Regions from separate parts of the Homo sapiens genome. Here all the other regions are linked to region 2. A link is a loop called in an ENCODE intact Hi-C map of the cell type or tissue named here. Cell type or tissue: mammary epithelial cell. All regions are shown on one strand.

What was found. Hi-C counts contacts between places; a loop is a spot of excess contacts. Peaks named below come from ENCODE experiments on the same cell type or tissue, not always from the same donor. Only the 100,000 strongest peaks of a DNase experiment are listed, where the experiment ranks them.
Region 1: a loop joins it to region 2, with 15 times the contacts of the local background. A loop is called at or near these places in 3 of 110 quality-filtered maps.
Region 3: it touches region 2 in a loop (21-fold over the local background); 4 of 110 quality-filtered maps call a loop at or near these places.

The regions. Positions count from the first base shown.
Region 1 is chr12:87,951,891-87,954,390 of GRCh38, forward strand. No RefSeq gene overlaps it. Among named protein-coding and RNA genes, the nearest start is that of C12orf50, 76 kb to the right of the region's middle. In mammary epithelial cell, a CTCF peak has its summit at 1,548 (motif pointing left); no DNase peak of the experiment used is centred here.
Region 2 is chr12:88,051,565-88,054,064 of GRCh38, forward strand. It overlaps CEP290 (centrosomal protein 290), which reads right to left. Exons shown (of 54, transcript NM_025114.4): 52 at 2,088-2,182. It also overlaps the pseudogene RNA5SP364. Among named protein-coding and RNA genes, the nearest start is that of RLIG1, 17 kb to the left of the region's middle. In mammary epithelial cell, a CTCF peak has its summit at 1,314 (motif pointing left); no DNase peak of the experiment used is centred here.
Region 3 is chr12:87,865,929-87,868,428 of GRCh38, forward strand. No RefSeq gene overlaps it. Among named protein-coding and RNA genes, the nearest start is that of LINC02258, 98 kb to the left of the region's middle. In mammary epithelial cell, a CTCF peak has its summit at 965 (motif pointing right); no DNase peak of the experiment used is centred here.

The DNA of each region.
Region 1 (2,500 bases), 100 kb before region 2:
GTGCAGTGGCGCGATCTCAGCTCACTGCAACATCTGCCTCCCAGGTTCAAGTGATTCTCGTGCCTCAGCCTCCTAAGTAGCTGAGATAACAGGTGCCTGCCCCCACTCCCAGCTAATTTTTATATTTTAGTAGAGACAGGGTTTCACCATGTTGGTCGGGCTGGTCTTGAGCTCCTGACCTCAAATGATCCGCCCACCTCAGCCTCAAAATTCTGTGTCTAGAAGAGACAGGGAAATATGATTGAAGGGAGAAACAATGTGTAACTGATTATACAGATGAATAAAGTAAGGGAAAAATGGGGACCTTTGAGTGAGTGCAGATAATGTGTTTTAGTAGTTATGGTACTTTGTAAGTACACGTTCATAATTTGCCTTCACGGTTTTTTGGTCTATTTAGTCTATTGTCCTTCAAGATTTCAGGGCAGTAGATTATTATGTCCTAATATCCCTCTATAATGGTATAAAGAAATATTTATATCCTTCTCTATTCCAAAGAGAAAGCAAGACAGTAATTTTTTACACATAATGACATCATCCTATGAACATTATATTTGTAAATACCATTGTCAAGAAATATACCTTGATTGAATATATTTCTAGCTATAAATAGCAGTTTAATAGAGGATGAAGCTAAAGCAGTACTTGGAGAAACTGTTTCTCTCTCTCTCCCTCTCTCTCTCACACACACACACATGCAGGCAAACACACACACACACACACACACACACACCTTTTCAACTTGCCAAAATAACTACATTTCTCCAATACATAATCCTCCTCATCTCAAATTTAAAACTAGTTAGTTAGCTCCTGACAATTTATCCATGTCAGCAGCTACCTAATTTTTTAACAAGAATCAATATATTACCAGTTTTACACAACTTTATGTGTCTCTTTCACTCATATTCAAATATGTAAACTTTTTTTCTCATCCTCAGGTTTTATTAGTTTTGCTTCAACTCTGCTCTTTCTTCCTTTGTGCCCTATTTCTTTTCTTGTTTTATTTCTTGCATCCTTCTTTATTCCCTGGATAAAAGGAAGATTGTCATTCCTGACGCAAGCATTCATGACCTGCTGGCCCCAACAGCTACACTTGATTTAAGTAGGGCCTCGGGCAGCAACGTCACCTTTGTGAGGAGGCACATACACCAAAGCTGCAGCCTAGTCCTTGGGAGGAGTACCAAATTTGAACTGGGGCAACCTGGGCTGCTCTCCTCTCTACCCTAATGCCAATCATCGCTGCCAGCATGATTTCAACAAGGGCATCAAGAGAACAATATGCCTTGGAGTGTCCCCTGCTTCCTCTGGCTTTATGCTTTTATTTTCAAAAACTGTAGAAGCCCCCAGCGACAACAGAGCTTCTGTGGACCCTTATAAACTGAAATAAATTACTCTTTCTCTCTAAAACCTGTCTTTGATGAAAGGTTATGATTTGTTTATTTTCATTTCTGAAGACTCCTACTGCTAGTGTCAGTGAGTTAGAAGTAAATGTACCCAAATAAAATGTTTTACTGTCAATGCTTGCTAGATTCGTGTTCTATTCCTGTGATCGTCCTGCCCTCTAGTGTTCAGCACACTGATATCTTTCCTCACTTATTTGTTTTTATCTTCTTATCAAGATTTCTTCAGGGCTTTGCCTCTTCTATTAGTGAAATTTGATAAGACGTCTATGCTCAGCAATAAATAAATATTTGTATTTTAATTAAAGAACTGAATATAAGAATTAAGGTTTAGGAACTTTTAAATATATGAATACTTAAAATAGATATAAGCATTTTCAATTGTCATCATAGGAATTCCCTTTGAAGCATCTCAAAGTGGACACAGGTCAAAACCAAACTCCACACTCCTCATCTCCAACCTTCCATTTGTTCAGACTAAAAGCCTTGAGTTAATCTTGACCTCTTTCTTTCTCTCATCCTGCATATCTATGAGAAAACCTGTGGGTTCTCCTACTGAATAAATTGGAATACACCCTTGTCATCACTACCAAGACATGAGTTCTCTCACTAGCGTTACGGTGACAACCTTCTCACTGGTCTCCCTAAGGCCATGGCTCCCCTCCCACATGGAGTCTCTAAGCCTCACCAACCACTGTAGTTCTTTAGAAATGGAAAGCAGATTGCGGCATGACTGCTCAAAACTTGAAATTGCTTTCCACACCTCTCAGAGAAAAGGCTGAAGTCTGTAATTTGGCCTACAATCCCTATCTGACCTGCCTCCACAACCCATTGCTCTGACCTCCTCTTTTACAACACACACACTCTCTCTTTTAGTTTAGTTTGTTTATTTGTTTGTTGGGGTTTTTAAATTGATTTTATTTATTTATTTATTTATTTATTTATTTATTTATTTTGAGCCTGAGACTCACTCTATCACCCAGGCTGGAGTGCAGTGGCACAATCTCGGCTCACTGCAGCCTCCGCCTTCCGGGTTCAAGCGATTCTCCCACCTCAGCCTCCCGAGTAGCTGGGACTACAGGCGCCGGCCACCACACCTG
Region 2 (2,500 bases):
CAGTTCTGGTTTGATCTTAAGCCTTAATCTTTGAAAAATGACAGGTAATCTGTCTACTTAGGAAATAAGGAATTTTGAGGGTTCAGAAATTCCCTTAAGAAACTGAGGAATGGAAAGATTAGAGAACTATCTATGGCCATATGACCCTTAATGCACATGCACCTGATCTCTGATCTCAGAAGCTAAGCACTGTTGGGCCTGGTTAGTATATGGATGGAAGGAAAATTATAAAATTTTCCTCACATCAACAGCATTAATACTGTGTCTAGTGTACATACCAAGCTGGCTGCTATGAGACATATTTTGAGAGTATTTAATATGTACTTTTAGTTACCAAGACGTAGCATAGCATAGCGGGTTAAGGACTAGGAATGCCAAGGAGCTGTGGAGTTTCATACATTTAGATTTTAATCCTGCCTCTATTTCCTAGCTGGCTTAGGGAATGGTTACTTAACCACTTTGAATTTGTTTATCACATAAAATGGAGACAGTAATACCTATCATATATGGTTGTAAATATAGAATGCTTGTAAGGCAATTAGCATAGTGTCTAGTACAACTCACACATGATGGCTTTTATTACAAATTAGTAATAGGACTACATAGCATACTGAAAAAGCTACAAGAGATAGTCAAAGATAGTTCAGATATAAATTGGTATAATCCTTTGGAGAGAATGGCATCTCTATCATCCTATCACAATGGCATAATTAGGTCAATAGATTAATCATATTTTATAGAAGCAGAAACTTGGAAGCAAACTAAATATCCATCAAAACATAAATGGTTCGATGTGCTTATACATGCAATAATACACTATGGAATTATTAAATGGATGAGATAATTTATGAACAGACCTCAAAAGATGTCCATGATAAACTGTTAAAGGCAAATATGCTAGAAATGTGTATAGTATTAGTTCAATTTTATGTTACTTGCCAAGAAAATATATATACGTAAATGCAAACAAAGTATTCTCTATCCATAGTAGTTTTGGTCTATAAAGTTAGCCCAATTAGTGAATATCAAACCACTGCTGCTACGGGAAATATGTACAGACATGCATATATATACATACACGCATATATATACATACACGCATATATATACATACACCTACATATCTCACACAGATGATAATCTTAAATCCTAAAGATAACTCATCCTGGTAAATTCTATTTATTTACATAAGAAAACAAGATTCAGAAGTGTTACATGACTCTCCTAAGGCTAGAGCAGTAACAAGCCTCAGAATTGGGATTCAAATCCCTTCCACCAGGCCCCAGAGCCACAGCTTCTTGCACTATGCTGTGCTGCCCTCTACTGTCTCCATCCTCTGCTCATTTCTCTATGAAAACTGAAATGAGGATACTGAGCACTGCCTTGTTGGACTTCTGCTGGGGACATGTAGGTTGGATTATTCAAACTTTCCAAGGCTCTGTGGATGTTTGCAAATGTGCTGCGAGTGTTGATTTGGGATTACATACACACTTTAGTGAGGAGGTGATTTAGAAAATACAGAATCCACAAATAATGAGGATATGTACATTGTACATATGAACATACAAACACATGTATGCATATGTGTGATATATATGTATACAAAATATGTGTGTATGTATATGCAGGAATGAGGAATGATTAGTAATCACTTTTGAATGGGAATGGAAGGGAGCAGAAAGATTTTCTTTTTACTTTGTAAACGGAAAAAAATATAGGCAGTATTTACTTATTTGCAGTTTTTAAAAATGTTCAGAGGACTTGAAAGAGCCTATACTTAGAAACTGGAAGCAACAGATTTAGTATTCATTGCTTAGCACTGTATTGTGATTAAATCTGTAACACCCAGATGGAGAACAAAGAGAAGAACACTTGGGTACTTGCTACTCTATAGTATAAACAACACAAAGAGAAAAATGGGAATATTTTTATATTAATAGCACAGAGAGACAAAAGACCCAAAGCTTATCAGGAATTCGATTTTACAGGGAGACAATGATCAGAAATCTGAGCCAAAAAAAAAAAAAAAAGGCAAACCCAAATTCAAAAACTTGGGGGTAGCTAACATGTTTTTTAAAATACATTACCAGGTATGGTGCTTTCAGCTCCACTTTGGTCCTTGTTAGCTTCTATCTGATGGATTAATTCTGCTTTCTCTTTATCCAGCTGATGATTAGCTAATCTAGAACACAATGATAATGTGTTAAAAAAATAAAGCAGATATTGCTTCATAAAATATATGGGCATTTCTTATGAACTAGTGATGTACAGTAATCAGAACAAGCTAGCCTTTATCGAAGTAAACATTTACTCTCAATGCTACAATGTCACCATTCTCAAACAAAAAGCCTGGAATACAAAAGCCTTCACGTTTTTCTTAATATCTGACCTGATGGCATTTGCAAGTGTGGTTTCGTTATAAGAGGAGCTTAATGAAAGCAGGCTACAGAGACCCCTGAAAGTAAAAAAATTACTTGTTCTCTTTCATTAGTATTTTCCT
Region 3 (2,500 bases), 190 kb before region 2:
GTTCCGAACTTTGGTAACACAAATACTTTTCATGTGTGAAAGAACTTCTAGTATCAATTTTAGGATACTTTTTATCTGTCTGAAAAAGACACACTAAAAATATTTTGTTCAATTAAGCAAAATGAGTTGAATAGGCTCTATTCAACTCATGTTCATGAGAACTATATCTCTACTAAGTAAAATGTACAAGTGTCTCAGTGGCTTGGACCCTTTTAAAATCACAATAATTTAAAGTCATTAGGGTGCAGACAGAAACAGGATCTGTAAGTTATTATAAAATTCATTTAATTTCTGATGCATTCTCATAAGAAAATTCAATATTCAAGAAACATCTTAAGAAGGCAGAGAGAGAAGCATATAACTCTGGATGAAAGGGTGCAGTGGAATTGGTGCAATGCTTGGGGATAGGAATAGTTAGAGAGGAATTCACAGGAAACTTAATGCTTAAACTGAGTCTCAAAGAATTAGTGACAATTTTCCACATGGGCAGTGAAAAAAAGAGCATTCTGGGCAGAAAGAGTAGTATGGTATATTTTTCATTATGTTTGTGCATGGCCACTCTTGTGGCCACAAGAAATAATCCAAACTGTCTTAAATAAAAAAGGAACTATTAGCTCAAAGACCAGCCAAGGTACATACAGAAAAACAGAAACCATAACAGGGATTTCAAACTGAATGCATTTACTACTGGGAATTGGTTACACTGATGTGGGAAGCGAAGGGGGATGCTGAGTTAACCCAGATGTTAGTAATTTCAGGACAAATCTACCATCTCTGAAATTGGTAGAACAAAAGCAAACCTGGGGGGAGGTCCTCCAGATGTCTGGAGAGGTTGAAGGAGGTCCTCCAGATGTCTGGTGCCCAGATGTCTGAGGACACAGTGCAGCTGGGGCTGGAAGCAAATTGGAGCACAGGTTAACAAATCTGATACTGCTTTACATGTCCACTAGTGGGAGCTAGGCTTCTCACTACAGGAGTGAGAATTTGCAGATAAGAAGGTGGAGAAGTATAGAATGATCAACATGGTAATGGACTAGAGTTGGAGACATCAGTAGAAACCCGTGTTTACCTTAATATAGATAAAGATGGTTATGTATAGGATAACTGCAAATATGTGTATACACACAGGTTAGTATACACACAGGTTTCTGTGCTTTGTTATCTGAGAAAGCCTGGAAACAGGGACACCCAAATAGCAACAAACCCACTTAGTACCCAAATCTTGGTTTTTAATATGATTCTCCAATAAAAAGAACAAGGGTTCCTTGGAAAAATAACTTATTCTAGGACTAGGGCAGGAATATGCAAGATGAGTCTTGCATATGAGATGCCGGAAGCATCTCATAGTGCCCAAACATAAGAAAGTGCTCCACAACAACAAAAACCTAATTGATGGGAGTATATAAAAAAGACACAGGAGCAGAGTGAAAGGAAGGCCAAAGCTGCAACAATTTGAGCAACAAAATAAGTACTACTAGATTGTAACTCAAAGTATAAAATAAATATCCATGAGTCCATACTGACATAAATAAATGACTGATATAAATAAATGACTTAGTGACTAAGTAAGTAAATAAGGGAGAAGAGACAGATCTCTCTTCAGAAAAATTTCAAATAATTTATGTATATAATCTTCCTTCGAGAAAGGAGCAAAAATTCCTTGTACTTAAATGTGGGCAATGCATCACCCTTCCAAAGAGTACAGTAAGACAGAGATTGGAGTGAGGGGAGGGAAGGATAGTAACTTGTTAGTGGAGAAATCTGACAAGCACTGCTGCAATCAGGTGACCAAGCCTGACATTCACAGTGATAAGTCAAGTGAATGGCATATACCCTTGATACAATGTGATGAAAGTGGTGTTTTGCCTCTGTGTTAATCCTCCTAAAAACCCACAATGATAATTTAATCATGAGAAATACATCAGAGAAATTCTAATAGAGGCACATCATCAGAGAAATTCCAATAAAGGGGCATTCATACTCTTCAAAACTATCAAGGCCATCAAAATAAGGAAAGTCTGAAAAAATATCACAGACAAGGGGAGCCCAGGGAGATACAAGTACATGTGATGTGGTATCTTGGATGGAAACCTAAAACAGAAAAAAATTGGTAAAAACTAAGAAAATAAATTTTCAAACTGAATAAACTATGGGCTTTAATTAATAATAATGTATCAATATTAGTTCATTAATTATAACAAAGTTACCACAGTAATATAAAATATTAATATAATAGGGAGATCTAGGTAAGGAATATGTATAATCGCTCTGTACTATCTTCTCCATTTTTCTGTAAATTTAGAACTATACTTTAAAGAAAATATGTTGAATGATGGACTTAAACATTGTTGATGTGGTAAACTTAATATTAAGTATATTTAACCACAATAAAAAGTCTATTATTACACATTAGTAATGGGGGAGGCTATGCATGTGTGGGGGCAGGGAGTGTATGGGGAATCTGTGTACCTTTTCCTTGATTTTTCTCTAAAGCTATTCT